Linked DNA regions of Mus musculus: region 1 is linked to region 2. Evidence: chromatin loops called from intact Hi-C (ENCODE). Cell type or tissue: left cerebral cortex. All regions are shown on one strand. Links, peaks and the distances in the headings refer to the core of each region. The heading gives the core; the rest is flanking DNA.

Region 1 (15,264 bases), core at 3,034-11,033, 360 kb before region 2:
GTTCACCGTCTCCCGTTTCTCCCGAGCTCAAACCTCTCACTGGATATTTTGAGGGGCAACGATGAGACCATTGGTTTTGAGGATATTCTTAATGGTGAGTGGCACTCAGCACTGTGGAACACTATACTTACTATACAAGGTGACATCAGCCCGCTGCGTCTGTCCCAGGGACATCACAGAAGTCACTCGTAGTCACTCACAGCCCTAACATAGATTTAATGGTAATTATTGTAAGTAAAGCTGGCTCGTTGTCCTGAGATCTGGCATTTCAGTCAGTTTAACAGTCATCCATTCATTCTGTGTTGTGCTTATTGAAACTGAAGTCTGCTCTGTACATCTGGAGATCCATGGTGATGTGTGCTTCCAGGTCCACAGCGTTTGTGAGCCACTGTTCCCTGAGGGGACTTCATGAATGCGGGAAACTTGGAATTGCTGAGCTTGCTCAGACTATTATATATATAGTTGACGCATATCAAAGTCTTCAGAACTTACGTGTTTAAAAAAAAAAAGAAGATTGTGAGCATCAATTCGGTCTCATATTAAGGCACTGGGCAAGGCTGTGAATACAAACTGTGAACCTTAGATTTGCCCTCAGATAGAGGAGGTGGACTTTAACTGGGCGGGCGAGGAATGAGTCTTGTTGGGTTGGGAGAGTCAAGTGCCCTCAGGATATGATAGATAAGCTCAGTTCAAGTCCGAGGAAGACTGTCTACAGCCAGAGAAACCTTAGACTCGGGTCTGTTGGCTAAGGCTTGAGAGGGGCTGCCCGACGAGCAAGCCGACAAGGTAGCGTGCTGCAGGTTTGTGGATGGTGGGAGAGATGGGAGACTCCTGATGGCAGATAGACAGATGCCTGCATTCTGTGGTCCCTGGTCCCTGAACTGCACTTCCTGTGGTGTGCAGAGGGCAGGTGACACTTGTGTATTTGTCCAATTTTTGTTCCGGAAAGGAGGACTCTGTATCCAGGGCTCCTCAGCCCTAAATCAGGCATTAAAGCTGCTTATTGTGGCCATCTCTGCCTTTGGGGACTGCTGCAGGTGTAACCACCACAGTCGGGCACGGCAAACAGGCTTTCATTGTGTGTGTGTGTGTGTGTGTGTGTGTGTGTGTGTGTGTGTTGAGCACAGAGGCCATTGTCTGTCTGCACTGTTTGTGTAAGACTCGGGTGTGCAGTAACGTGGCTCAGTGGTGCTTGTTTCAAGACTCACACAGTCTGTGAGGACTTGGGTCCTAGAGTGGTGGGGACCAGTAAGAAATGGCATGGAGTAAGGTGAGGTTGAGAGCCAGACAGGCCAGACAGAGCAGAACCTGCAGCCCACAGACAGACAGACTGGCCAGATAGAGCAAAACCTGCAGAGCACAGACAGACAGACAGACCACATAGAGCAGAACCTGCGGCCCACAGACAGACAGACTGGCCAGATAGAGCAGAACCTGCAGCCCACAGACAGGCACTGGATGCTCACTCGGAGTGCACCATTGAGTCAGCTTAGGCTGAGCAGATCTGATCTAGTCTCATGTCTCAGACAATCATGAAATGAGCTCTCTCTGTTGTGCATCTCTCTGGGGTAGAAATTAGCTGCAGAGTTCCCCTGTTGAGAGGGCTGATGTCCACTGCCGTGAGACTGCTACAGTGCACATGAGTAGCACCCCTTGGTTGGGAGCTTTGTGTGCATAGATGGTGTAGCTGAGGACTACCATGGCTACCCAGAGTGGGTCTCTCCCTCTTTGCTGCATTAATTCACTGTGGAGACCTTCCTTGTCGTCCGTCTTCCTTGTTCCTCACTGAGTGACCTGCACACTCATTGCTCCTCTACCCGCTGCCCAGATTGCAGTGTGATCTCAGGCAGCGTTCGCTTTCTCTGCACATTTTACGAGAGCATCAGCTAAATCACACTGCACTTTTCAGGGCTCTCCCACCTCCATACTTACGGTAATTGAGTAAGTGCACTAGTAAAGTTACACTGGACATTTCAGGGTCTCCCACCTCCTTACTTACGGTAAGGGAGTGAGAGAGTGAGTTGCAGGTTGAGGCAGGGCTTGTCCTGTGTCCTGGGAGCTCACTGCACATCTCCTAACTTGCCGCCTTGCTGTGTGCTTCCTGTTTTGGTAAGGGTGATGACACACTCTTCGAAAGTTGGATCTTTAAGAGCTGGAATGGAAAGAACGTTAACGAGTGAGCGCACTCTGTGGTCACAACAGCACACCAGCCACGCTGGCTCTTTGCTTTCCCAAGCCTGCTTTGCTCGCCTGTTTCCTTGGTCTTGGCTTTGTGCAGACCGTACGGGTTTGGCACGTTCGGCTCGGTCAGTGTTGCGAGGGTGAGACTTGGCCTGGAAGCTCTCTTCCATTGCCAGGACTTGATGGCGGCTTTCGTGTTACCACAGTCCAGAGCAGTGTTTCCAGTCTAAACTCCAGGTGCTGGGTTTTAAGGTGTTTGTGCTTTGGAATTCTGATTTCTCTGTGTGTGTATGTGATGGAACGGAAAATGGGAAAGATAAAATGTTTTTACGGCTTAGATTGTCCTCGGTTAGGTGAGGCACCATGGGGAGCATCAGAACCTTGGAAGAGGGTCTGTCTGTCTGTCTGTCTTTCTCTCTCTCTCTCTTTCTTTCTAGGTTTATTTTTATGTGCATTGGTGTTTTGCCTGCATGTATTGCTGTGGGAAGTGTATGTAGTTGGGTCCCTTCAAGCAAGATACAAACTTGTTTTACCGCCCACCCCAACTTCCCTTGGCCTCTTGGCCCCTTTGCAGTCAGTTCCAGCTCCAGCCCTAGCCAGCCTGCTTGTTGTCACACTGGGTTGGTTCAGATGATCACAGATCCTGATATGATGACTCCTGCGTTCCCCTCTGTGTCTGAATGCCCACTGATAGCGCTTCTTTCTGTTTCTTTCCAGATCCATCACAAAGTGAACTGATGGGTGAGCCCCACGTGATGGTGGAACATAAGCTGGGCTTGCTGTAATAAGGGGCCCGCGCAGGGAGGAACGACGAGTGTGCTCAGCATAGTTGCCTGCTACAGTCTGATGTTCACAGCAGTAAAGTACAGAGAGGATCACTGGGCCATGTGGAAGCATTTGAGGCTTGGTTTTGGGTTGTGGGTCAGTTGAGAGCCTAGAGGTGGTTCTGAGGTTATAGCAAAGCTCAAATTCTGAAAATGTGTGTCTTATAAATGTTATAAAAACGCAATAAAGTCCCCGGGAGTTACCTTGAGAATCATGTGTGTGGTTGGGTTTGGTAGCAGCATCCGGCGCAGAGCCTTAGTGTTGCTCGGTAGAATGCTACTCGCACTTTAAGGGTTATAGCCAAGTATTCTTACAAGTTGAGAAGTTTAAGTTTGCAGAGTTTGGCCTTTTTTATGTGAGAAGTTAGGTATAGCAGCCGGGGCATGAAGCTTGAATGATTGTGGTTCAAAGTTTTATCTCACCTGTTAGCTTATCAGTGTTCTGTGGAAGGAAGGTACAGGTCACTTGGTTTTAAGTTATGTATCAAGGTACAGAAATGTTTTTAAGTTATGAGAATATTCCTGTTATACACCCATGAATAGTTCCAGGATGACCGCACAACCACCATGTCTCCCTACCCCCTGACACACTGGCATCTCTGGGTTCTAATATCCAGCCGTCTCTTTAGAACACTGACCACAAGGCAGCCAGCCCTTGTTATCAGCCCCTTGGTCCATGGAGACCTGTTCTGGGACCTCCAATGGATTTCTGAAACTGCGGGTAGTATCTAACTCTGTCATGCTAGGTTTTTTCCTTCAAGACATAATGTCTGTGATACTTAATTTAATTAGGCAAAGTCAAAGGCTAACAGCAATAGCTGAAAATAAACTGAAGCAGTTGCTGCAATACCCTGTAATAAAGTCCTCTGACTGGGTTTCAAGACAAGATACTGTTTGTGGACTCTGAGCACGGGTGACTAAGCCATTGAGTTGAAATGATGAAGAGATGGGTGTATAGAACAAGAAGAAAGGACATGGTGCTTGTGCGATCATCCTGGAACATGTTCCTCTCTCGTGACGCAAACTTTGAGGACATGAGACAGCCACACTCACTGGGCCAGCAGTTGAGACCCTCAAAATATAGGCCACTCAAGTAGGTTTCTGCTCAGCCAAGAAGCTGTCTATTGCCCCTCCACTGTAAGACCATCCTGTCTAGTCTCAATGGCAGCCACTGTAGGCTGTTCAGGTGAGGACAGGCAGTATAGTGCATGCTTGCCGTTGCTTTGCCGTATTGGGATCTAATTCAGGGCCTGGCATCTGGTATGCAAGTGCTGTGCCACTGTGTCCAGTCCGTCTGCATATACTGATACTATAGAAAGGCCAGAGTCCAGCCTCGAGTTCCTGAGGCTCACCTTCCTCGCCTGTCACGTGGGAAATGAAGAGCCACTTTACAGGGTCACTAGCAATGCCATACGTTGATAAGGAACGAGCTTTGTAAACATAAGTGGTTTTTCCCAGATTATAGAAAAGTCACGGCATCTTTATCATTACGTATGAAAATGGAGAAGTCTGGTAAAGGGCCCGGGGAGGCAGCCAGGTAAAGTGCTTGCCTTGCAAACAGAAAGCCCTGTTTCCAGTCCCTCAGGCACCATCTGAAAAGCCAGCTGTGTTGGTGTGTCCCAGTTGGCCAGCCAGCCCAGGCTCCTTGCAGAGCCCCAGAGCAAGGACAACCATTCTTAAGAAGCTAAGGTGGGTAGTGATTGAGCATCAGCAGCCGCAGTTGTCTTACACAGGTACAAACAAATGCACCTGCATGGGAACAAAGGATGGAAACAAGATGAATTGGCTTGAATGGTGCACGGGCCAACACTTCCATCTGTTTGCAGGTTTAGCTTAGGAACCGGAGAGGAGCGGTTACTTCACAAATCATTAGGGTTGGAATTTAAACAGTTCTTGCAAATGAAAATAAAGAAATTGTAGCCTTCACATTTAGTTCTGCAGACATTTACCAAGCATGCAATGAGCAGAGACTGTCCCTGTCCTCAAGGAGACCTACCAGGAAAGAAAGAAATATGGTCTTGGGCTGGAGAGATGGCTCAGTGGTTAGAGCACTGGCTCCTCTTGCAGAGGACCTGGGTCCAGCTCCCATCCCCACGAGGCAGCTCACGACCATCTGGAACTCCAGTTCCAGGAAGTGTAGCACCCTCTTCTGGCCTCCATGAGCACTGCGTGCAAATGGTGCACAGATCCTCTGTGGAGCTCCCGCAGAGCACACTTGGTTTAGGAGACAGGGCAGGCGCACACTTAAAAATCTCTTTAAAAATACATTGGAAAATGCTGGGTGGAATTCTTGTTTATACAAAGGACTGTGGAAGCCCTGCTGAGACTTGGCGGGCAGGCTACATGTCAAGAACCCTGGGCACACAGGGAAAGCAGGGATTTTTGGCTGAGACAGTTTTACGAAAACACGAGAGGAGGGACGAGTTGAAAGTGTAAACAGGAGAGGAGGTAGTATTTGGGGGACAAGGATGGATCTAGGTATGGGTATGGGGGTGTGTAACGTGGAGTGGGGTCACATGCTTGCCCGCTTATTCCCCTATGAGCAACAGTTGCTGGAAAAGATAAGATCTGTGTTTTAAAAACATCCTTCTCCGTACAGTGTGGAGCCCGAGAAGGGGGGAAGGGAAGAAAGATCAGAGGCAGAAGCCCAGCCAGGGTCTGTGGACTATGACAGCCTTCTGCCATGCCACAGGGTGAGCACAGGCTATAAGGTGTGCCTTTATACCACACTGAGCTGTCAGCTCAGTTTTAAAGTTTAAGACAATTGTATTTATAATCTGATGTTCTACTCACTCCCTTCATTACACATAAAAACATTGTCAGGCTTGTCAGTGAATAAAATACTAGGAAAAATGAAAACCACATATTTTAAAAGGTACTTCTGTTCAAGGACTTTTCATTCCATTAGTAGAGCCTTAACAGGCTCTTAAAACATCAGTCAAGTATGGGAAGAACTAGAAATGCCTGAAACATTATTTCAACAGTGATTATTCTGAATAAAAATTCCTCATTATGTCTTCAAAATCCCTGAGAGGCCAGCAAGCCCATTGTGCAGACGGAGAGACTGAGGTCAGAACTCCTCAATCACATGGGAGACTGGAGCATGCCAGTGAAGTTATTGCTTTTAAGTTTTAACAAGGTTCACAAGCCTTCCTCGGCTCTTCACGGGGTTTCTCTGGTCCATGGAGAAGTGAGCATGGTAGGTGCTGGGCCTGTTCTCTGTAGAACACAGTGTGCTGCTGGGTGGTCCCAAGAAGCAGCAGAGCTGGGTGCCTTCCTCCCGACTCACTTGGGTTAGGAGACAGGGTTTTGTCCTGTGGATTGCTGATGAAATGCGATTGTGGAGTTTATATTCTTCAGGAGTTGCGCAGAGGGACGTGTGCATTGCTGCCGACTGTCACTAGTCTGATGTGTGCTCACTGCATAGGGACATGTGCATTACTGCCGACTGTCACTAGTCTGATGTGTGCTCACTGCATAGGGACGTGTGCATTGCTGCCGACTGTCACTAGTCTGATGTGTGCTCACTGCATAGGGACGTGTGCATTGCTGCCGACTGTCACTAGTCTGATGTGTGCTCACTGGGTTCTTCGTGGACGAGGAGTGTGTAGCTTCCCTCTTCCCAGCCAATGCTCTTGACGCAGCTGCAAAAACAAGAATTTGGAATGGGTTAAGAGATACATAAGTTACCAAGATTCTGTCTTTCCCGCCCACATGTGGCTTTTAATAAATTGCTCAAGTTCTATGTAGCAGGTTTATCCTGGCATCTTGAACCCCACTGATTTGTTACATATAGTGTTCTGAAAATTAATAAACTCCTTGAGATTTTTCCTCTCTCCTACACTCCCAAGATACTCAGTTGTTTTGCCGTGGAATCTTAGAGTCCCATAAAATGACTCCTCTATGTCTGTGACCTAAGGCCACCACCCCCAACTAGTTCTCAACAGCCAGTGGCACTATCTCATTTTAAGTTCTCAAGTTATCGACAGGTGTATTCATGACCGATAATTCTTGAGAAAAGCATCCTCTGAAGCCAAATGTCAAGAGCCTGTGTCACTTTGCTGGTAGAGGTAGACGATTCATTCAACCCGATCGCCCTTTGATGGAACGAGAGCTACCTACCATAGACTGATGGCTGGGAGGACCAGGAGGCCAGCGGACAGCAGGAAGATGAAGCCAGGGTACCAGGCAACAGTGGCTGAGTAAATCCCACTGTACGCAGAGGTCGAAGTGACCCCAGCCAGCGTTTCTAAGAAAGCTATACAAGCAAACAACGCACCTGTTTGGGGCAGAGGCGTGGAGGGAGAAAGGAGAGGAAAAGGCAGTTACAGAACAGTCAAAAAGGGAACGGAGAGAACTTGTTCACTGAAAACAGCAACAGGCGATGCCTTGGCGAACAAAAGCCATCCCCTCAATATCCTTGAGAAGGTGCTGGGGATGTGACTCGGGTGTCAGAGCGCTTGTGCTAGCTCGAAAGAAGCCAGCGCAGCACAAGCCAGGGGTGGTGGCACACACTCCTGTGGTGCTCGGGATCAGAAACTCAAGGTCCTTCTTGAGAGCCTGACTCAACAACAGCTCCATGCCCCCATCCCCCAAGGTCACCGATGCGATTTGCAGATGAACCCTCTGAGCCAAGGCGCTCCCTGTGAACCTGTTGGGAGAGATGTTGAAAACCCCAAATAGCTGAGCTCCGATGTCTACAGGGGAAAGCTGACACAGGTACCAGCTGCTGACTCATTTGGAGGCTGGAGTGTCTCCAACCCAGCCTCAAGCTAACCCTTCACGTTAGACAGACATCTAGCCACAGATAACAACTCCTGTGTGGACATTTACGTATCTCCGGTCTGAGTTCCAGCTCTGTCAACTCCACGCACACATCTGTTCTGCTTCTGTGAGGTCCTCGGGGGCCCAGCTGTCCTGGTGCATGGTAGCCAATTGATAAACGGGTTAAGTAAGCAAACAAAGGCTTACCTCTGGACTCTGCTCACCAGTCAGCCAGTAGCATGTAGATAGATGTACTGCCCTCGTGGTTTATGGTGATGCACAGAGTTGGTTTAACTGGCTTTCCTACTTGCTTAGTTACGGTATTTTGTTTGTGTTTCTTGCTACTCCTGGGAATAGCACTATAGCACAAAACCCTGACTGTGCAGTGCTGATTCTGAGACACAAGGAAGTCTATCCATTCTCTTAAGGTAAATAGGTCAGGCTGGGTGCTGTCTGTCTACTGCAGTACACTATTACAGAATAGTGTTGATTTGTTGCTTGACCTCTCTCACTGGGCAATCCAGTGTGTTGAATAAGCTGGAACAAATACATCCAGAGTGAGTATAGACGTTAAAAAAAAAAAAAAAATCAAGTGGGCTGGAGTGATGGCTCAGTCAAAAGCACTAGCTGCTCTTCTGGGGGTCCTGAGTTCAATTCCCAGCACCCACGTGGTGGCTCACAACCATCTACAACTGTAGTCTCATAGGATCAGATGACTTCTTTGGTGTCAGATAGATGTGTATCAGATAAAACATCCCATGTACATAAAATAAATGAATCTTTAAAAATAATTATAGCCGGGCAGTGGTGGCGCATGCCTTTAATCCCAGCACTTGGGAGGCAGAGGCAGGCAGATTTCTGAGTTCCAGGCCAGCCTGGTCTACAGAATGAGTTCCAGGACTACACAGAGAAACCCTGTCTCAAAATAAATAAATAAATAAAGTAAGTAAGTAAAAAAATAATAATAAATAAAGAAAATCAAGCCACTCAGAAGTCAGAACCATCTTATTGTATCCTGATTTCTACTCACTGTGAGTTTGTGCGTGTCCCCAAAGCAAGACAGCAACTATAAGTCAGAAGACTTAAAAACACAGGAATTTTCAGAAACATTACCAAAAAGCTATTTTTCTCTCCCTTCTGGTTTTTCAGACATGTCCTTTCCCACTGAGCTGTGCCCTGGCCTCTGAACACTCAGATTTCAGCTAGCAGACAGTGGTTGCACCTGGTGGCCTCTGTGGTCTGTCCTCTCTCTCTTGATCACTCTAAAATTCATTATATTTTCACAAAGTAACCTTTTTTTAAAAAAAAGAAATAAAGCATTGGGACTATATTAAGATATTGAAATCTGGCCACTATCTAAAATACTTCTTAGTTTAGGCATAGAAACAAGATAATTATTATAATTATTCCTTTTAGATTTATTTATGTATATTAATGTTTGGCCTGTGGCTGTGTATGTACCACATGCATGCCTGGTGCCTATGGAAGCCAGAAGAAGGTGTTAGATCCCCTGGAACTGGCGTTTACAGATGGTTCTGAGTCACCATTTGGGTGCTGAGACAGAATCCAGATCTGACAAGAGCAGCCAGTGCTCTCAACCACTGAGCCATCTCTCGGCCCCTTAACTAAATTATTTTCTTTTGTTGTTATTCCTTTGGTGTCCCATCAGAGGAACCACTGTGGAAGTCATGAACGCAGGTCTGTTTGTCCATGGCATCTTTATAGAATTTTCTGTTCCTAAGTGCTCTCTAGATAACTGTGGTGGTTTGAATATGCTTGGCCCATGGGATGTGGCACTAGTGGGTGTGGCCTCCTTGGAAATAGGTGTGGCCTTGTGGGAGAAAGTGTGTCACTGTGTCAGCCAGCTCTGAGGTGTCCTAGTGCTCAGTCTCCACCCAATGTGGAATGAGAGTCTCTGCCAGGCTCCCTTCTGCTCAAGATGTGGAACTCCCAGCTCCTCCTCCAGCACCATGTCTGCCTGGACACTGCCTTGTCCCCACCGTGATGACAATGGACTGAACCTCTGAAACTGTAAGCCGGTCCCAATTAAACATTTTATGTGTAAGAGTTGCGTGGTTACGGTGTCTCTTCACAGCAATAGAACCCCAAGACAAGCTCCATCACAACACAGTCTATGAAGACCTTCGAGGGAGACGAAGCTTCAGTTTACAGGCAGCCAAGAACCGATCATCATGTTTTAAACCTGAGTGAAGTATGCCGTTTTCCCTAGCATTGACTAAACAGACACAAACGCATGTGCGCTAGGAGGAGCGGTTTCACTGATACTCTGTAAGAACACTCGTTCAAGGCTCAAATACAAGACACAAAAAGTACCCAAGTCTGATGACAGTCCTAGAATACTGAGGGAGGACAGTGCCGCAGACACCAGCACCCACTTACTGCTTTCCTTCTCTACCCTGTGTGGTAATTCTCTACCTGCACCCCCACAGCTCCCGTCTTCTGTGCTCCCGTCTGCCACTGGGGCCTTCCCTGCTGGCCACCTTGCACTCGGTCAAGGGAAAGAAGCAGCACTGGGCTGGGCGTGGTGGCGCATGCTTTTAATCCCAGCACTCGGGAGGCAGAGGCAGGCGGATTTCTGAGTTCAAGGCCAGCCTGGTCTACAAAGTGAGTTCCAGGACAGCCAGAGCTATACAGAGAAACCCTGTCTCAAAGAAAAAAAAAAAAAAAAGAAGCAGCCCTGGGCTATGGTGTGTCTTCTCTGGGCCCCTCTGTCTGGGGCCCCTCTCTGGCTGCCTCTACACGGCCCATCCTCTGTATGACATTGCATGGAATTCCCTGGGCTTGAACCAGCTTTGAGTTTCCAACTTGGTCTCAGGTTAAAGCCCAGAAGAAAGCATTTCTGGGGCCCAAGGCGAGAATGTAACTGAAGGTTACGATCACCTTCTAAGCATAGATGGCCCTCCATATACATGGGCTTCAACATCTGAAGGTTCTGCCAACTACCCATCAAATCTACAGTTAGGCTCTAAACACACAAGACAGCTTTTTCTTGTCATTATTCTCTAAGCAGTAAACAGTAAAATTACTATTTAAATATTTGTATCATCTTAGATATTACAGATCATCATGATATTACAGAGATGAAGAAAGCCTAAGGTTATGTATAAATTATATGCAGATATCATACAGCTTAAAGTTGGTTTAACTATTTTCATGGATTTTTTTGGTCAGTGTGCAAAATAGTAAGTTTGACTGAACTTTTCATATGTACGCCACTGTTTCTTAGCTAAAAGAAAAACCCACAAAGGATAAAGTATGCTGTGTCTTTCTACTAGGGAAGGCCAGATGCAATGATGGAATTCCCAGGCTTTTCAAGAGTTCCATTTAGAAACTAGACAGCAGCGAGCGAGCTGTCCAACGACTGCAGCCTGCTCCGTTTGACTTCCCCTCAAGGTCTGGCTCAGAAGGATCATTCGCAACGAGGTGCCAACAACTTTGTACAGCAAGGTCAGGGCAGGCCTGCCTATGAGGAGTCACTACTGGTCCCCACTTTGGTGGGGGCTGGCACAGTCCATGGGAGAGGGTCATCCAGGCACTCAGTGGACATGAACCAGAGTGGCCCCAGGAGCCACACTGCAGCTGGAGTGTAGGGGGGCTGAAAGTGCACAGTGGGGAAAACCCCTTGGCTCCAAGGTCTCCTTCCTTCTTCTGGCTGAGACAAGGCCAGAGGAGCCTCCTAAAGCAGGGTCCCCAAGCAGGGCCCCTCCACCTGAGTGTAATCTGGCTTCTAACAAAGCCGGGTGCTTCCTTCAAAAGGAGGCCCTGGCCGGAAAGAGGCTTCGAGCATCAATTGTAATGACTGCAGTTGGCACATCTGTTGCAGGCTTTAAAGCAAACTCACCTTGCTCAGTCGAGTGGACCACCTTTGACAGCATGGACCTCAGGACGGAAAGTGGCATGATGGTGAAAATGAACGGAATCCTGACTGAGAGAAATAAATGATACAGTCAAACCAGGCTAAGTCGGGATGTCCTTGCACCTAGACACTTCCTCCTAGGAACACCCTGACTCACTGCGGCTGAAGATCCAGCTGACTGCAGTTTTACCTAATAGATCTGAGGCTTGCTTTATTCTAGAATTCTGGGTTTGGTCCTACAAATGGCATTCATGGACATTTTCATACAAGTGTGTTCAGTCTGCGCATATGGTCCAGATGAGACCCATCTGCCTATTTCTCTAATGATGTAATAACTTATTTAGCAAGTTTTGACTACTAATTAGCTTTTACTCATTTTAAAAATATTATTTTCATTTTTGTTAGTGTGTGTGTGTGTGTGTGTGTGTGTGTGTGTGTGTCCCATGTATATGTATATGCCCAGGTGAGCAGACGAATGTGCTAGATTCCCCGGACCAGGTGGTCCTCAGCCTGGGAACTGAACTTAGGTCCTCTGAAGGGCGGTGCCTGCTCTTAACTGAGGAGCCGTCCCTGCAGCTCCTCTTCTGTGTTTTTTATTTTTATTTTATATGTTTTATTTTGGCATTTTGGGGACTTTTATCCCCTTACTGTAAAGATTCCTTTATAGGTAAGCTGACTCCTTATTGTCCTGTTGGTTCAGTTTTTGGCTGGAAACTGTGAACACAATTGCCTCTGCTCTTAAATTTTATACATATATTAAAGTGTGTGTGTGCTGCCCTTACTATGCTGCCCTTACTAATTTGGAACTTACTATGTAGACCAGACTGCCCTCAAACTCACATGTACACCTGACTCCTACCTCTGCCTCCCAAATTCTATTCTTTTTTTTTTTTTTTTCCTGAGACATGGTTTCTCTTGTAGCCCTGGCTGTCCTGGAACTCACTCTGTGTACCAGGCTGGCATCGTACTCAGAAATCCGCCTGCCTCTGCCTCCCGAGTGCTGTGATTAAAGGCATGTGCCACCACTGCCCAGATCACAGGCAGCTTTAAACTATGCTTCTTATAGAATCATTTTTTAGTCATATCACCAAATAATGGCATATTCTTTTGCAAATAACATATTTACATTTTCCAGAGTATTTGCATGCATATGTTGACTAACTATGGTCTTGGCCCTCTTCATGAAACAGGGGCATAGCTCCCACTGTCTAAAAGGCACTGGGCTAAGTGCTCTCTAGTTCTCCAAGATTCAGTGTAAAACCCTCTGAATGGAGCATTCCTGTGCCCATCAGCGGAAGGGCTCAGAGGGACAAACATGCCAAGGTCACCCAGCGATATAGGAGGAAGTCAAGTCTTATTCTTCAAACTGTTTGTCTGGCAAGGGACAAGGATGTGATACCTTCATGGTAGAGACGACTGACTTGGACCAAGATTCTCTATTACAGCTCCATAACCCTTCCCAACGTAGCATTCAAAGGATCACTCATTTCAGTGGAAGCTACACTCAGGGACTGAACCGCACACAAAAAAAAATGTCTCTCAACGTACTTTTGGCAAATATTCAAATTTGCAAAATCTTGTTGGTTCTGAGAACTTGTCATAACTTGGTAAAGCTGGCTGTCTGATTGTTGACTTCTGGCAAGCTAGCTGTTTACTTGCAATAGAATGGGTTCGTAGAGAGCTTTGTGTTGAGTGTAAACCCCTCCCTCTAACAGACTGAATTCATTTTCCATAAAAATCAGACACATTTGTAACTTACCTAAAAACATCATTAGAGTGGTCCTGGTGAAGGCAGCCAGCGTCATCCCCACCATGGTGGTAAAAATGCCAATATAGGCAATGTGAATATCCTTCAAACAATAAGAAAATAGCCAGATGCCTAGGAAACTACTTAAAAAGGAGACACTGCCCAGAGCTGAACCATAGCCTATGTAAACCTCATTCCAGCAGAGCGGAGGGCCCAGCTCATAAAGTGTAAAAATTGGGGAGATTCCGATTATCACAAAGAAATAAATGACAAGGGTAAAAATCAGCAGACAAAGCAAAGCCTGCCGCTTACTGGAACCATTTTTAAAAAGCATGTAAGTCCGGTAAAATAGGTCCTTAAGGCTTTCGATACATGACATAGTCACAATCTGAGATGAAGACTCCTTTATGGGATCATTGAGGAAAAATAAAATGTAGGCCAGGTTGACTATAAGAACCATGGCAGTTATGAAATAGGACCACACAAAACCCAGTTCTCGGATAAAATAGCCAGATGACAGGCCTGTTAGCCCAGTAACGACTCCAAGCATGAAATCCAGGATGGCTATGCGGATGATTCTATGCTTGTATTCTTTCTGCTGATCCACAATGTAGGCGAAGCAAGCTCCCCAGAACGTGGTGTAATTCCCAAAGAGGGCGCCAATAAAGGTGGATGCTATCAGAAGCTGGAGAGGAAGGTCAAAGTAGGACATCATGCACAGCCAAGTGTTGGTACCCAGAGAGCCAAGAGATGACAGGACCATGGGAAGTTTCCGTCCGTGGTTGTCGCTGCTCGCTAAAAGCATGAAGGTAGACACCAGACCAGGAATTAAGGCACTCATTTCCACCTGCAGGTTGAAGAGAGATGCCTTTTTCTGAACTTCCTGCAAGGACAAACACAAAGGGTTGACAGATACAGTGACTGTAAAAAGACTGCAGTGTTGTCTCGGGTTATGAGCGGGCGGCCCCCGGGTATGTGAGGAAACGGTGCCGATTAAGTTTTCATGCGGTTCATAATGCACACGTTAGAAGGTAACACACCCACACTTCATCATGAGACCCTGACACCATGCAGGGTAGAGAGTCAAAGCTACAAAGAGAAAAATGTGTGCCTTGGTGTGTCTGTCTATACAATGGACATATGCATGTTACAGACGCTGGTGTTGGCAATAGAATGGTATTCTCCCACTCCCACCGCACCCCACCCCATCTCCATAAACCATTTGCACTGAGACACCATTGTGACTCCTGTTCAACACATTCAGTGATGATGACCGTTGCTGTGATGTGTCTTCTTGCCTAGGCTACAGGAGCGAAGTGAACATATACACTTTGTGTCTATTTGCTTGGTAGTTGTCTTAGTTAAGGTTTTAGTGCTGTGAACAGACACCATGGCCAAAGCAACTCTTATAAGGACAACATTTAAGTGGGGCTGGCTTACAGGTTTAGAGAGGTTCAGTCCATTATCATCAAGGTGGGAACATAGCAGCGTCCAGGCAGACATGGTGCAGGAGAAGCTGAGAGTTCTACATCTTCATCTGAAGGCTGCTAGTGGAAGGCTGGCTTCCAGGCAGCTAGAATGAGGGTCTTACAGCCCACACCCACAGTGACACACCGACTCTAACAAGGCCGCACCTCCTAATAGTGCCACTCCCTGGGCCAAACATATTCAAACTATGACAGTAGTCTCTAACTAAGCGGACCTTTGCTCCCCTTTAATCTTTGTGTCCACTGATAGAACTAATGAGAATAGATTCCTTCATTTACTAAAGAAGCAATGAGATAGATCCAGAGGAAGAGTCTTACATTGCTTAAGACAGTCGCAGCCATGGACCAAGAATATGATGACAATAGACAAGAGGCCATGTGTGC
Region 2 (15,264 bases), core at 4,279-12,278:
AGGGTGATCCATTAAATTCAGGCAGAATGACAGTGAAATATCCCACAGGCCAATCAGATGGAGACGATTCCTCAAACAAGGTTTCCTCTTCCCGGTTAAAGAAAACCAACCAGCATGGCAGAAACTCCTGGCAAGCAGCTGCCGATACTAAGTAAGGAAATAGCGTTCCATCCCACAAAACCTTCTGAACTGTGTTTACTCTCTAAAACAAAACAAAACAAAAAATAAAGCTCTCTTCAAGTCCACAAAGAACTCTGCTCGTGTGCCCGTGGATCGCGCCTCTGTAAGGACAATGGCCAAGTCCATAAAGGACTTCTCCTTCAACTGAGAAGCCATCAAAGCTGCGTCTGGTCCTTGCTTCCACCTTGTTTACAAGTGTGAAGGTCACGGCCCCCTGTCACATTATCAACGTGCAGGCACCAGCACTGCTCCGTGTCCGTGTCCGATAAGCTTCCCAGATCTAATTAAATCACCCCGTTTCGTCCACAGCAATCCCCTGGGTAGTGACCGGATGGTGCGGATGAATTTTTAATACTCGCTTTCCATTTTCAAGCACCGTGTCCTCCCCAGCGCTCAGCCTTCGCACGCGAACAACTGTTGACGTTCACCTTTGAGCTGATGTCCAGTTACTGGCTTCTCCCTGGGGGATCAGCTGTCACATGTGGTTGTGGTCAGCATAGCGTCCTTCTGCCCTAACCTGATTCATGTAGTCGGTAGGATGGCTCGAAAGAAACTGACTGGGGTGAGATTCAGACACTGGGAGTTCAGATTCACCCCACACATGAGAGAAAAAGGGAGAACAGGAACCTTAGACCCTGTCTCTAGGGGCTCGCAGCAGTAATATCTCTCCTCTACTTCTCTGAGATTTTGAGGGAAACTGGTTTTTGTTTTTCACTACTGAGAATGCTATAGTGATGCACACGCAATTCAATATTGAGCTGTCTACAATGTGCGTGTACTTTTTCTGGGATAGAACATATTTTGATCACGTGAAGACAACTTTTGAGGTGCAATTCCGCCTGAGTCCCAGAAATTAAGGTATGTTGCCACCACAGCCTCTGATGACTTAAGTAAGAAAAGGATTAACATTATCATGTCTACACCTGAGTCACCTGTCAACAGATGGTGCCATTTATGTGTCACCTTGCTTTGTGTACCTCTGTGTACGACACTGCATTTGGGCTTTGCATCTTGTTCCCTGAGGTTTTAGAAAAGGGCAAAAATCAGAAGAGAAAGAAAGAGCCCCCAGAAGACTTTAGGTGACACAGGGACATCCGCCTGTACTCAGGGAAACTGTGTCTGAGACATCACATCATGACCACCTGCAGGCTCTCTGGCTACCTGTGGGGACAGCATGTCTCTGTGCCTCAGTGGAGGGATGGTGGTCTTGCGCGCGCCCTGACTCGCCAGCAAGAACGACACTGCAACAGGACCCATCTGCACACGTTTATTGGGAGAGCTTGATTGCAGAGGCGAAGAGACCCCAAGCCCAGAACTGATGCTGCTTATATAGGCCTAGGAGAGGCGTGTCTCACACCCAGATTGGTTATGCATGGGTTATGCTTACCACCTCATTTGCATGCCTACATCTGATTGGTTAACTTCTCTCTCATCTGATTGGTTAACTTGTCTCTCATCTGATTGGTTAATTCTCAAAATCTCATCTTGGCAAAAAACTTTACTGCCTATGTATGCGTGGTGGCCAACGGTAGCCAGCGCCACCCTGCAACGGCACATGTGGCTTCCCACATGGTGGTCCATAGGTACTTAGCCATGATGACCTTGTCTAGCATAAACTCTTGCCTGGGGCCGTTCCTTCCTCAAACTTCAGCCCCAAAGGCCCCTCTTCTGAACCTCCCTAACTCCGCCCCCCGGCCCCAGGCAAACTTCCGGGTTCATTCTGTAAGCTACCTTCCGGTTCATCAAGTGAGCTATGTCGCCTCCCATGTGCCTCACTGGAGCCTTGTGAGTAGTGTGGGGAAGGACAGTTTCTTTTACACAGCAATGGGAACAGAGGGTGACTTCCCACAGGTGGTGAACCACCTCACAACTCTGGAAAGATCACTCTACTCGCTATGTAATGAAGATTAGAAGCTGGATGCCGGTGGGAGCCTCAGACCAGATTGGTGGCTGTGGGCATGATATGAAGTCACATTGGGGGCCCCAAGACATTGGTGCAATGGGAACTAAGCCCCAGAAATAGATGTTATCACTTGACCTTGACGGTGAAGAACAAGGTCATGAGAGGAGCAGGAAAGGGCAGGGAGGGACTTGCAGCATGATTCTCTGATACTAAGGGAGGAGCCGCCATGCTCGCTGAAGCCCGACTTCTACAAGAGCTGATTCTCGATTGATTTCCCAGTAGACATTTCAGGGTGGTAAGGACATAAAATAGATTCAATAAAGAAAGTATAAAATGTAATGTGAAACCCGACAGCGTCCTCCTCCAATGCCGACTCTAACTGTAAGTTCATTATGAGGAAGCAGGCTGTGGGTCTGGCTGCTTTTGCTGTCCGATGCTTTTATTTACAAGGTTTTCATAATAATGTTTATAAATTGTTTAAATCCCTCTAAGGAACAAGAAAGAAAGAAAAACTTTCCAAGCAGGCCTTAAAGAAATGGAAGCTGAAAGAAATTTGGTGGTGTGTTTGTTACTGTTTTCTAAGCATAAACTTGGCACTTGAAACTGTGTAAACAAAATAAATAATTTAAGTCCCTGCCTATTTTGTCTGTTTAATACTTAAAATGACTAACCAGGGGCAGTCCCTTCCCTGTCCCATGGGCGTGGGGAGCTTCCGTGACAGAATGCAGTTGAACGGAATACCCCCAGTGACTCCCTTCCTTTCTTCACAGGGTACCCAAAGCAGAGGACCTCAGCTCCTCGAAATGAGTTCCCACCCAAGCCTGACCTGCAGGCCCGGGAGGCGGAGCGGCAGCTGGCCCAGCGACTGCGGGACAGGTGTGAGTGGCAGGCCAGGCAGCTGGGTCTGGCTCGAAGGGAGCTGAAGAAAGCCATCCAAGGCTTCGACGCCCTGGCTGTCTCTACTAAGCATTTCTTTGGAAAGGTGAGGCTGTGTCTGTGAATGTTTACGGGTGCTTGAACTAACGATGGGCGTTGGGAAGTGTGTGTGGTATTAGGGTTTGGGGCTAGAGTGGAGGCGTGTTGGTCCTGTGGAATCTCCTGCAGCATTCTAGAATATTCCAGGAGCCCAGACCTCGCCGGGAAAAAAAAAAAAAACTAGTCTAAAAAGAAGAATAAGTCACCTTGATTACCAAAGAGAAAGGTGGGCCGCAAAAGGAAGAAGAAATACAGAGGACTTGAAGAGCAGACATTGCTGCTGAGGGGAAATTTACCCAGGCAGGCCTGAGGGGCATCCTCCTCTGAGCCCTTCAGCATGGGCTCTAGAGGGCGCTCTCCGGATCACTGCTTCTCTAGAAATGCAGAATGCTGGTTCCTTGTCACTGGAGGGCTGGCGTCTGCTGGATGCGAAGGTTGTGTCCGAGGGTGAGAGGGAGGGTTTACTTTGGAGATTTGAAAATGATGCCATCCTTGGGGGTGGGGGGTGTGGAAGACAGGGAACGGGGTGGGTGATTGGGCAGGCAGGCGAGTGAAATGTCTTATGCTGACTGGCTCTCTCAGGAACTACTCTATGGGAATGGAGGCAGACATGAATTCTTTTTCCGAGGCCCCCCTTCCGCAGTACCTGGGCTATCACATTTCAGTGGGAGGTTTTGGAGGATCAGCCACACTCAAACCCTAGCAACCCAACCGGTGAGCGCTCTGAGCTCCCGTTTGTTGTTTGTTGGCCTCGTGGTGCCTAGAAACAGGAAGATGTAAAAGTACCGTATCAGTGCCTCCCCAGGAAGAAGGGGAAGTGCCTACCTCTCTAGCTAATTTCAGGTCAGTAAAACAGGACATTAAGTTCCACGGTGTACAGCATTTCTTCCTTGGTCACCTGAGCTGCACTGTACGGGGGTTCTGTGCCCTTCTGTCCTCTCCCTGCCCTCGTGTGCAGAAACCCAACCTGCTCGTTGTTCTCTCAGTCTTTTTGTTTGTTTGTTTGCTGAAAGCTGTTAGCACAGTCACCTGCCGATCTGTTGTTTTGGGGGGGTGGCCAGCTACATGGATAGCTGCTCAAATTCATTTGTACCAAGATTCCAGCCTCTTCCGAAACTAAGAACTGTCACACCAGCAACGAATGATCAATTTAGATTCCCCATGTTTTGGACTGGTGGTATTGGTGTCAACAAAGAGTTAACAAGTATCTACAGTCTATTCCTATACGAAAGATAAAAGTTACAAATGCATCTTTGAGATTTCGTGTCTCAAAACCATGACACTTCTAGGATGCTTGTCCTACAGAAGGAGTGGATAGTTTCCCTTTGGTTGTATACAGACTTTTCATGGACTGTCAAATCTTCAATAGAAAAGGAAATAAGGTGTGTGCTGAACCTTGAGCTACAGTTACACTGTGACACTACCTGCCTAGGCTCCTCTTTGCTGAGCTGGGTAGTTATAGTTACACTGTGACACTACCTGCCTATGGCCCACGTGGCCTCCTCAGTGTGGCACCAAAGCCTTGATGATTGTTTCCTAGGATCACATCCCAGGGCACTGGTGGATTCTTTGAAAAGTTAAACCTTATGATACCATAGCAGGTAAGAAGCCGATGTGCCAGAATTAAGGCTCCACCCGCATAGTTTTGCAGTTCTCTGCCTCAGAAAAACTCTTTGCTGACCACAAGTTGCTTTCTTCCATGGCACGCACAAGGCTGTTCAGTTAGAAGCCCAGTAGGGCTATCCCCATATAGCCCATAGCCTGCTGAGCAGCAAAGGTGTGTGTGTGTGTGTGTGTGTGTGTGCCGTTATCCCTGATGTGTGTGGCCTTCCTGCTGCATGCCTCTGGGCACCTCTCCACTTCTGATAGGACAGATGCTGCTTCTTTGTAAGGTCATCGTGCGGATGTAGTGAATTGATGGGTAAAGGCACGTCACGGGAATACTTAGGAATGGTCTTCTGTGAGAGCAAGGAAAACCACTTTATGGGTCCTGCTCTCAGTAGGGATTAGACATGTATGACGTGCGGGCAGTGGACACTAATCCTGGCCACTTAGCTCTCATTACACAGGTCATATGTCCCTGGTTTGATGTTTGAAATATGAAATGTTCCAACACCTGAAACCTTTTGAGGACTGACAGGGCACAAGTGTGAAATCCCACACTGGAGCTTCTAAGACTGGCTGCACCTTTAAAACATTGTATAAACTTACCTCTATCTTATGCTTAGAGAGTGAAGAATCTCAAATGCATCTCATGTTCAGACTTGGATCCCATCCCGAAGAAAACTCATGTACACTATAAAAACATTCCCAGTTCTAAAGCAAAAAAGGAAATATTTCCATCCCCTATCGTTATGAAAAAGGGATACTGTCTCTTTATATACAACGGTGGTTTGGCTGGTCTAGTGAGTTCAGTTGCTGTAGTCAATTTTTCCTGAGTGTTGAATGTATCTTGAAGGGCATACTGGAAATTCAGCTCATCACTGGGAACATCGGAGCTCAGATAGACTCCCTGTCCTGGTAGAATAATGGTGAAAATTGTCAGCTCTGACAGCCTCAGCCCAGAGCCCAGGGATTCTGAAACGCCACGCTTAGGTGCCAACATAGCCTCACACCTGCCTGACCTAACAGCTCTGTCCTTGCAGCCAGTCATGTTCCTCAACAGGCAAAGCAGGCCTTCCAACAAAGGGGAGAAAAAAAGCAAAAAAAAAAAAAAAAAACCCAAAAGGCCATGGTTGCAAACCTCCAGGGATGTGGTGATGAGTGTGACCCTCCTGGGCTCACTTCCCAGGGTCTCACTGACAAGCTGGAATCCTTTGCTTGTTGTTCATCCAAATGCTACCCTGTATCACCCTCTGGTGGTAAGTTCATGAAATAGCATAGACAGTGGTCCTTGACAACACAGAATGCTTCACATTCTTAAACATGTGGCCTTGTTTATTTCCATTTTATTTGTTTGTTTGGTTGGTTGGTTGGTTTGGTTTTTCTGTATAGCCCTGTATGTCCTGGAACTCACTCTGTAGACCAGGCTGGCCTCGAACTCAGAAATCCGCCTGCCTCTTCTTCCCAAGTGCTGGGATTAAAGGCGTGCGCCACCACACCTGGCTTCCATTTTATTTTTAATACAATGCATTATATTGACTCAATATCTTAGTATTTGTTTTTCTTTTATAGTTAGCTCCAAATGTGGTGGTAGACTGTGAGTTTTGCTTGTTAGTTCTTATAGATTAGGCAGAAAAGGCGTGGGACTTGATGCCAGTGAAGTGTCTCTGTGGGTCTTCCATGTTTGTTATTACTGAATACCTGAGGCAATTCTGAGATGTATACCAGAGAAGAAAACGTTCATGTCACAAGCCAGGGAGCAAAAGGAGAAAGAAAAGGGTTTTTGAGGCCCCACGGTCTGCCTCAGGGGAACCACAATACCTCTAGGCCTTTGCCATCACAAAGGATCCTCCACCTCCCCACAGTGCCCCATAGTTCCCCAGTCTGCAGCAAAGCTCAACTGTTAGCTCCACCCCACTGTTACCTGGCAACAGCCAGGCAGGCCTGACTCACTATAAAAGGGGCTGCTTGCCCCCTCCTCCCTCTCTTGCTCCCCCTCTCTTCCCATTCCTTTCCCTCTCTCTCCATGTGCTCATGGCTATGGCCTGCCTCTACTTCCCTACTCTCTCTCCCTCTCTCTGCCTTTCTCTACCTCTACTTCCCTCTTAGCTCCCCTCCCTATGACCTGAATAAACTCTATTCTATACTATACCGCCATGTGGCTGGTTCCTCAGGGGGAAGGGATGCCTCAGCATGGGACACCTCCTTCCCCCACACCTCACCACAGTCCCATAGAACATATCCCCTACCTCTTTATCTTTCTATATACACATCACCAACCATAACTCATTTTCCTCTAAGCTAGTTCCAAAGAATATAATAATGTCATTGCATTTACTGTCTTTTATTATGGAAACAGACTCTTGTTTTTCTCTCTTTAAGATTTTTTCTCTCGTGCATTCTGTATCAACTGCAGTGAAAACGAACTCTAAATACAAAAGAGAGGAAGAAACAAAAACTTAAATCCCCATAGTTATATTTAAAATTTATTAGTATTCTACTCTACTAGTTTTGTGTATTTTTTAAAGATTTATTTATTTGTGTATGAGTGCTCTATCTGCATGTACGCTCCACTGCCAGAAGAGGGCATCAGATCCCATTACAGATGGTTGTGAGCCACCATGTGGGTGCAGGGAACTGAACTCAGGACCTCTAGAAGAGCAGTTAGTGCTCTTAACCACTGAGCTATCTCTCCAGCCCAGATTTGTATGTTGTTTTTAATATATTTCACCTGAAACAGCGGAGGCTCTTGGGCTACTGCCTCTGCCATGTGAAAGGGTCCATGGGCGACTTGGAAATTTTGAAAGTAGGCAGGGCTCACAGATAACAGCTGAGCCCCTGTTGACTGACTGACGGTCAATGCCTGAGAGTCTGGAGATATTGTTCCAACCCTCACCGAATTCTTCCAGCTGTTATAGCTATCATCCTTGTGTGACATTTGGGGAAACTGAGGGAAATGCAGGTCTCTAAGGACAACATAATGAGAACAAAGTGGAGCCAACAGTCTTTGCACCGTATATTAATGTCCCTTCCCCTACCAGCCCTCCCCGTGCTTCCCTGTACGTGAGACAGGGGGCAGAGAAAACATAATCACAAACAGTGAGGTAGTAATTAAAAGCTGGATAGTTACACCTGATGCTCGCCGGAAATGCCCTAAGGCCATTTTGTCCCGTTGCCCTTAAAACAGACCAAGTGAGATACAGTGTTCTGAGGAGTCGTTGGGAATGGGGCGGGGGTGTGCAGGGGTCGGAGAGCCACAAGATCTGGGATGAGTGTAGAGGGAAGCCGAGCAGACTTGTCTGCCTCCCAGGTAGAGGGATCCTCTCCCTTTTTCCAAGCTCTTGGTGAATCATTGCTAACTTCAGAATACAGTTCTCACCTTGGGCGCTGTTTGAAAGCACAACACCCCTCGGTGAGGACGGCTGGCTCCTCTTGGAGGAACCTCCCTTGTGTCTTCATTAAGGCCTCACAGCACCTGCTCCTCTCTCCAGTCTTCAGTCGAGCAAAGGGGAGAAGATGGAGGAATCTTTCCCCAAGCAAGTGTTTGCTAGCTCTCGCTGTTCCGGGCAGTGGGATTTTAAATTAGGGCTTCATCAGATGAGCCCACTCTGAAGGCAAGAGAGAAGGTGTATTCCACCAGCGGAAGGACATCCCGTTCCAGGGGCTCCTCCCTCCCTCTCCCCCGCCACAACCCCATGTGTGTTCCCCATGGAAGCAGAAGCAGCCAGATGCTTGTGGGTCCCTGGATCTGGCACCACAATGCTTTGCACCTTCCACCTTGTTAACAGCCATTATCTTCTCATTCTTTAATTTGCCCCAAGTAGCCAAACCCTGAAAGATTCGGAATGTGAGTACTTCTAGTTTGGTTGGCCTGTCTGACATCCATGCTGACAATGGCAGAGAGCATTGTGGGAGCTTTTAGTGAAGTGGTCCACGCGGGCAAACTGATGACTGCCTGGTGCAGCAATACAGGAGGCCTGTGTCCTACCTGTGTCATAGAAGTGGAAAGAGTTACTAAGTTTCCCTGGCTCCTTAAAAGCTGGCAGCAGAACTAAGCTGTCCATTCAGAACTAAGCCTGAGAGACGCAGCAACGGCACCACCTAGTGGGCACTGTCTGCAACTGAACGTCTGTGCTCTGAAAAGTCTCATCAGTGTTACCTTTTCGTCAGAGGAATTATAGAGAGCAAGAGAGTGTTTTCTCTATAGTCACTGACCGTGGGACACAGACCTGCTTATTCCACAAACTTAATTGTAACTAAGTTTCAAATAGGAAACACACAGATCTTTTCTTCTTTCTTCTTGATCCTGATAATCAAATCACTAAGACAGCAAGATATATGGGCATCACATGCCGTTCACCTAGGGGTCACTTTGTGAAAGCAGTTATATATTGCACAAACCTGCAATCAGATGACCCACACCTGTAAATCCAGTATCCGGAGAGAAAAAAGGCAAGAGATGGAAGACAGGCCAAAGAGGTTAATTCAGCTATATCAATAACCACTTTAAATGAGAATAGCTTGAACCCCAAAAGACACGGGTAGTCAGAAGTTATTTAATGAATCCAACTATATGGTAACTGCAAGAACCTCAATTTAAACATAAAAATCAGTAAATGGGTGAGAAAGATATACTATGCTAGCACTATTAAAGAAGAGGCAGAATAAATATATAATTTAATATATTTTTAAGTCTTCAAGAATTTCATACATTGTCATTTGATCATTTACCTAGGTACACAGGTTGACACTAAGCTGATGTCACAGCTTTTGTCCACTTTATACAAGCCTAGATAAACCTAGGAGGAGAGAGTCCCAATTGAGGGGTCTCCACCATCAGATTGGCCTGTGGGCAGGTATGGGGAACATTTTCTTAATTGCCAATTGATACGAGAGGCCCAGCCCACTGCGAGGGGTGCCATCCCTAGGCAGATGATCCTGGGATCTATAAAGAAGGTAGCTGAGTAAGCTTAGAGAAAGCAAACCATTGGACAGCATTTCCCCGTGGCCTCTGATTTAGTTCCTGCCTTGGCTTTCCTTGGTGACGGACTGTGATGTGGATGTGTAAGCCAAGTAAATCCTTTCCATTCATCCCGTGCTGGGTTTGGTGGGCGTTTATCACAACAACAGGAACCTAACTAGAGCAAATGCCTTAAAGCCAGGAAGACTGTCAGGACACAACTCAGCACTTCAATGAGAAATTGTCCATTCTCCAAGAACTCGGAGAAGGCGTGAAGCTGGCTGCTGGTATTGCAGGCTGGCTCTACTGAGCTCCAGGGACCTGTGTACATACATAATGTTCAGTTAGTGTAGACCCAGAGCCATGCTGCTCCAAACTAGGTACTCTGCTTTTAAACGTGTCTCCTGTGCACAGGGGAAGGGAACCAGAAGCCCCAGTGTGTACTGGGCTCACAGCTCTGCCCTTTGTAATGTGTATGAATATTATTTTGTGTAATCTTCATGATGAAGGTATTTCGATCCCTGGCTTATGGATAACTTGGCTACCTTTTCATCAAATCATGTCCTGTGTATTATTTTAGTCATTGTGCATTTATCAAATGCCTGCTAGGTCTCAGAGTGATAAAATTGAAATGACACAGCGTCTCTTTTAAGAAAGGCACAACCCCACGTAACACTCACGGAGCTCCTCATCCAACTCCCCCTGCAATGCTGGAAGGTAAGCAGGAAGCCAGGGATGCTGCTACGTGACAGGCAACCATGGGGGAGGAGGCTTTTACTTGACTGAAGCCAGTAAACAGGTGTCTTAGGGTGTTTTGTTTTGTTTTGTTTTGTTTTGTTTTGTTTTGTTTTGTTTTGTTTTGTTTTTTGAGACAGGGTTTCTCTGTGTAGCCCTGGCTGTCCTGGAACTCACTTTGTAGACCAGGCTGGCCTCGAACTCAGAAATCCACCTACCTCTGCCTCCCAAGTGCTGGGATTAAAGGCGTGCACCACCACTGCCCGGCTTGTCTTAGGGTTTTATTACTGTGAACAGACACCATGACCAAGTCAACAATTTTAAAGGACAACACTTAATTGGGGCTGGCTTACAGGTTCAGAGGGTCAGTCCATTATCATCACGGCAGGAGCATGGCATTGTGCAGGAAGACTTGGGGCTGAAGGACCAGAGAATTCTACATCTTAATCCTTCAGAAGGAGACTCTCTTCTGCAGGCCAATAGGAGGAGGCTCTTTGCTGCACTGGATGGAGCTTGAGCATAGGACCTCAAAGCCCACCCCCACGGTGACACTTGCAGACTATCAGACCCTGGGACTGAGGCAAGTGACTGTGATTTGGAGAGAATAGTGAACATCCTGATGATAGTCAGAACTAAAGTACCTATGACTTTGCAGAGTGCCAGACTCCTGCATAGACACCAGCAGTCTGACTTGGTATAGCATTTTGGCTTGCAGAATGCTAAAGAGATTGTGTTTTCTGTGCTAAGCAAGAGAGATGCTTGGGTATGGGGAGATGGCCCAGTGCTTGAGAACATGTTCCACTCTTGCACAGACCTTGAGCTCAGTTCCCAGCACCTACATCAGGTGGCTCACAACTCTGTCAGTTCTAGGGAATCTAGCGCCCTCTTCTGGCCTCCATGGGCACTGCACTCACATGCACAAACCCATTCACAGACACACCTACAGGCTCAGGATTTAAAATACTTTTTGATCTTTAAAAAAAGAAAGAGAGAGCAGCCAAGGAGAACTCCCTTCTATCCATGAAGAGAAAAGGAAATTGGGGTATCTGAGAAGAAAGGGGAATAAGGTTTGAGCAGGGAGCAGGGAACTGTCCTAATCTGGGGTCTTCAAAACCATCGAGATTTAATGAATTCTTCTGAAAAAAAAAATCTTGAGATACCAAGGATCTGGGATGGTCATAATACACTTTGTTGTTTTGAAGAAACTAAGGGTTTAGAAAAAAAAATGATAGTAAGAGAGACTGAATAAACCTCGGTGGTAGAGATTTGCTGAGCATGTGCAAACCCATGAATTCTAACTCCAGCATCACACACACACACACACACACACACACAGAGTTGCTGGAGAACATGAGTGTGGAATTAAAAGTGAAAATGGATATTGGTGAAGAACCAAGTCTAAAAAAATAAAAAGCTGGGACTTGGAATGCAGGGAGCTGATGGGAAAGTCAGCAGGCAGTTTGGGAAAATGAGGTATGTAATCTTTGTGTCTTAGTTAGGTTTGCATTGCTGTGAAGAGACACCATGACTAAGGCAACTCTTATAAAGAATAGCATTTAACTGGGGCTGGCTTACAGTTTCAGAGGTTCAGTTCATTCATGACCAGAAGCATGGCAGCATGTAGGCAGACATGGTGCTGGAGAACCCAACAGTTCTGCATCTTGATCTGAAAGCAGCCAAGAGGAGGCTCTCTTCCACACTGGGTGGAGCTTAGGAGAAGACCTCAAAACCCACCCACAGTGACAGACTTCCTCTAACAGGACCATGCCTCCTCCAGCAAGGCCACGCCCCCTCCAGTAAGTCCATATCTCCTCCAATAAGGTCACAATCCCTCCAACAAGGTCATGCCTCCTCCAATAAGGCCACGCCCCTCCAGTAAGGCCATGCCTCCTCCAGTAAGGCCACACCTCTTTCAATAAGGTCACACCTCCTCCAGTAAGGCCACACCTCCTTCAATAAGGCCACACCTCTTCCAATAAGGTCACACCTCCTCCAGTAAGGCCACACCTCCTTCAATAAGGCCACACCTCTTCCAATAAGGTCACACCTCCTCCAATAAGGCCACACCTCCTCCAGTAAGGCCACACCTCCTTCAATAAGGCCATACCTCCTCCAATAAGGTCACACTTCCTCCAATAAGGCCACACCTCCTCCAGTAAGGCCATACCTCCTCCAATAAGGTCACACCTCCTTCGATAAGGCCATGCCTCCTCCAGTAAGGCCACACCTCTTCCAATAAGGTCACACCTCCTCCAGTAAGGCCACACCTCCTCCAGTAAGGCCACACCTCTTCCAATAAGGTCACACCTCCTCCAATAAGGCCACACCTCCTCCAGTAAGGCCACACCTCCTTCAATAAGGCCATACCTCCTCCAATAAGGTCACACCTCCTTCGATAAGGCCATGCCTCCTCCAGTAAGGCCACACCTCTTCCAATAAGGTCACACCTCCTCCAATAAGGCCACACCTCCTCCAGTAAGGCCACACCTCCTTCAATAAGGCCATACCTCCTCCAATAAGGTCACACCTCCTCCAATAAGGCCACACCTCCTCCAGTAAGGCCATACCTCCTCCAATAAGGTCACACCTCCTTCGATAAGGCCATGCCTCCTCCAGTAAGGCCACACCTCTTCCAATAAGGTCACACCTCCTCCAATAAGGCCACACCTCCTCCAGTGAGGCCATACCTCCTTCAATAAGGCCATATCTCCTCCAATAAGGTCACGCCTCCTTCGATAAGGCCATGCCTCCTCCAGTAAGGCCACACTTCCTAATAGTGCTGCTTCCCATGGGTCAAGCATATTCAAACCACCACACTTAGTGCCAACATGGACGGCCACAGGCTACTGTTGCTAGGGAGTGTTAGTGGGAGAGGCTTAGAGTTTTCCCTCTCCCTCTGCAGCCAGACACAGTTCCTCCTCATGAAGTCCATGAGATGATTTCAGTCTTATGGTGACTAGAATAGTGAGGAGGCCCAAGTCCATAATGAGGAATGTTCAGGAAAAGAATCATTTGCAAAAGAAAGGGGAGACAAGTCCATGCTTGATAGGAAACCTTAAGATTTGCCTGCTGACTGAGAAAACCTTGTAAAAGGGACAAGAGGTAGTGTCTTCTGTAGTCCACCTAGTTCGGCTAGAGGATTTGTTGCAGCTTATTCCTGCATAGTACAGTGTGGAGGAACAAATGAGTGGAATCATGGACTAAATAAGTTCCCAACCTGTGCGTCATAACCCCTTTGGGGTTGAATCACCCTGCCACAGAGGCCACTTGTCTGATATCCTGCATATCAGACACGTACGACTCATAACAGTATCAAGTTTACAGTTACGAAGTAACAATGAAAATAGTTTTATGATTGGGGGTCACCACAACATGAGGAACCGTATTAAGGGGTCACGGCATTAGGAAGGTTGAGGACCACTGGTCTGCACAATAAAAATAGTCTGCTTCTTGCTTTGCCAAAAACCAGCGGTTGACCCCAGATTCTTATAGGACCTTAGTGTCACTACATGTTACAAATACTTTGAATAGATCATTTATTTGACATGGTGTCGATTGCTTTGAACTTGCAGAACTGGATGCAGAGTGTTGACTGGGTTCTAGCACATGAGGCCTCAGAGCTGGGACAGACAGCTAAAAGCGTGAGAGGGTCTTCCAGATGGCCGAAGAGAAGCCAGTGCCCAGAGGCGCTGGTGTAACTGTGGATGCACAGTTGGGAAGTGGCATCTAGCTCTCCTCTGTTCCCTCTGCCCCACTATTTCTTGTGTATATAAGTATTTGCCTGCATGTATTTCTGTGAGCCATGTGCATGTAGTGCTTGAGGAAGCCAGAAGAGGGCGTCAGATTCCCTGGAACAGAAGCCATAGACCATTGTAAGGTGCTGGGAATTGAACCTGCATTCTTTACAAGGGTGCTCTAACCAGTGGCGCTCTTAACTCTTAACTTCTGAGCCACCTGAGTCTCCAGCACCCACCTTCACTGATCCTTATAAGGAAGAATAGCAGCAGAACCCCAACCTCTCTTGTGGTACCCCTTTGGAGGGACAGCCTCCAGCTTCTGGCATGTTGGCATCAGAATGACCAACAAGACCCTGACACTAGACACTCCTTACTCTCAGTTGGCAGATGATGGTTTCCAAGGTGTGAATGCACTCCTGCTGTGGTGAGTTTGTCTTGCTATCTGAACTGACGTGTCTTACACTGGCTTCATCTTTGTAGAGAGCAGTTTCAAGGTGCAGATTTCCCAGGAGGAAGGGGATTCCTGCACCCGCATCCATCCCTCCGCAGGTTGCTCTGATCCAGCGAGTTGTGACGTGATGTCCTCATTAGCTTCCGTGTCTGATGGCTTACTTATTCTCCTAGAGAGAATGTATGTGAGGAAATGAGTTCATGAACACTCAACCTTCACCAATGAGGAAGGAACAAATGGAGTTTACGTGTTAACAAATAGCTTCCCCATGCTGGGGAAGAACTGTGACCCTCTGTGTCTGTAGGCTCTTCCAGAAAAATCAACATTGATTTTTGAGAGAATTGGTGAAGAAAAGAGGGAGTGTGGAACAATCCCAAATTAGCCTCTGTGGCTGGAGAGTCCTTTCAGCAGCCAGTGAAATGTAACTGGAGTCCTAAAAGGACAGGCATCTGGGATGCTGTCCAGATTCAGGGGGAGCCCGTACCCAGGGGCAGAAAGCAGAGAGCAGCAGCAGGAAGTAATTATAGGGCAACAGAGGAGCCTGGACACAATGGAGGTGACATCTGTAATTGTGACAAGGGAAAGGTGCAGAGAGTTAAATCCCCTAGCTCTGCAAACAGGAAGGATTTGACACCATGTAGGTAAATACTGCAATGCGTGCAGCACATACCATGAGCTTGCTCTGTCCATCCCAGTCTCTGGGCAGGTGCTAATCATACAC

Evidence for each region. Peaks named below come from ENCODE experiments on the same cell type or tissue, not always from the same donor. Only the 100,000 strongest peaks of a DNase experiment are listed, where the experiment ranks them.
Region 1: it touches region 2 in a loop (3-fold over the local background); 3 of 42 quality-filtered maps call a loop at or near these places.

The regions. Positions count from the first base shown.
Region 1 is chr5:147,872,566-147,887,829 of GRCm38, forward strand. It overlaps Pomp (proteasome maturation protein), which reads left to right. Exons shown (of 6, transcript NM_025624.3): 5 at 1-94; 6 at 2,899-3,219. The coding sequence ends at 2,966. It overlaps Slc46a3 (solute carrier family 46, member 3), which reads right to left. Exons shown (of 6, transcript NM_027872.4): 3 at 13,406-14,276; 4 at 11,632-11,715; 5 at 7,128-7,284; 6 at 3,332-6,649. The coding sequence ends at 6,568. Among named protein-coding and RNA genes, the nearest start is that of Slc46a3, 15 kb to the right of the region's middle. In left cerebral cortex, for the core only: a CTCF peak has its summit at 5,161 (motif pointing left); a DNase peak (open chromatin) is centred at 7,740.
Region 2 is chr5:148,233,413-148,248,676 of GRCm38, forward strand. It overlaps Mtus2 (microtubule associated tumor suppressor candidate 2), which reads left to right. Exons shown (of 15, transcript NM_001359503.1): 7 at 2,854-3,065. Among named protein-coding and RNA genes, the nearest start is that of Gm46928, 91 kb to the left of the region's middle. In left cerebral cortex, for the core only: CTCF peaks have their summits at 5,924 (motif pointing left), 7,229 (motif pointing right), 8,766 (motif pointing left) and 11,251 (motif pointing left); DNase peaks (open chromatin) are centred at 5,549, 5,904, 8,757 and 9,881.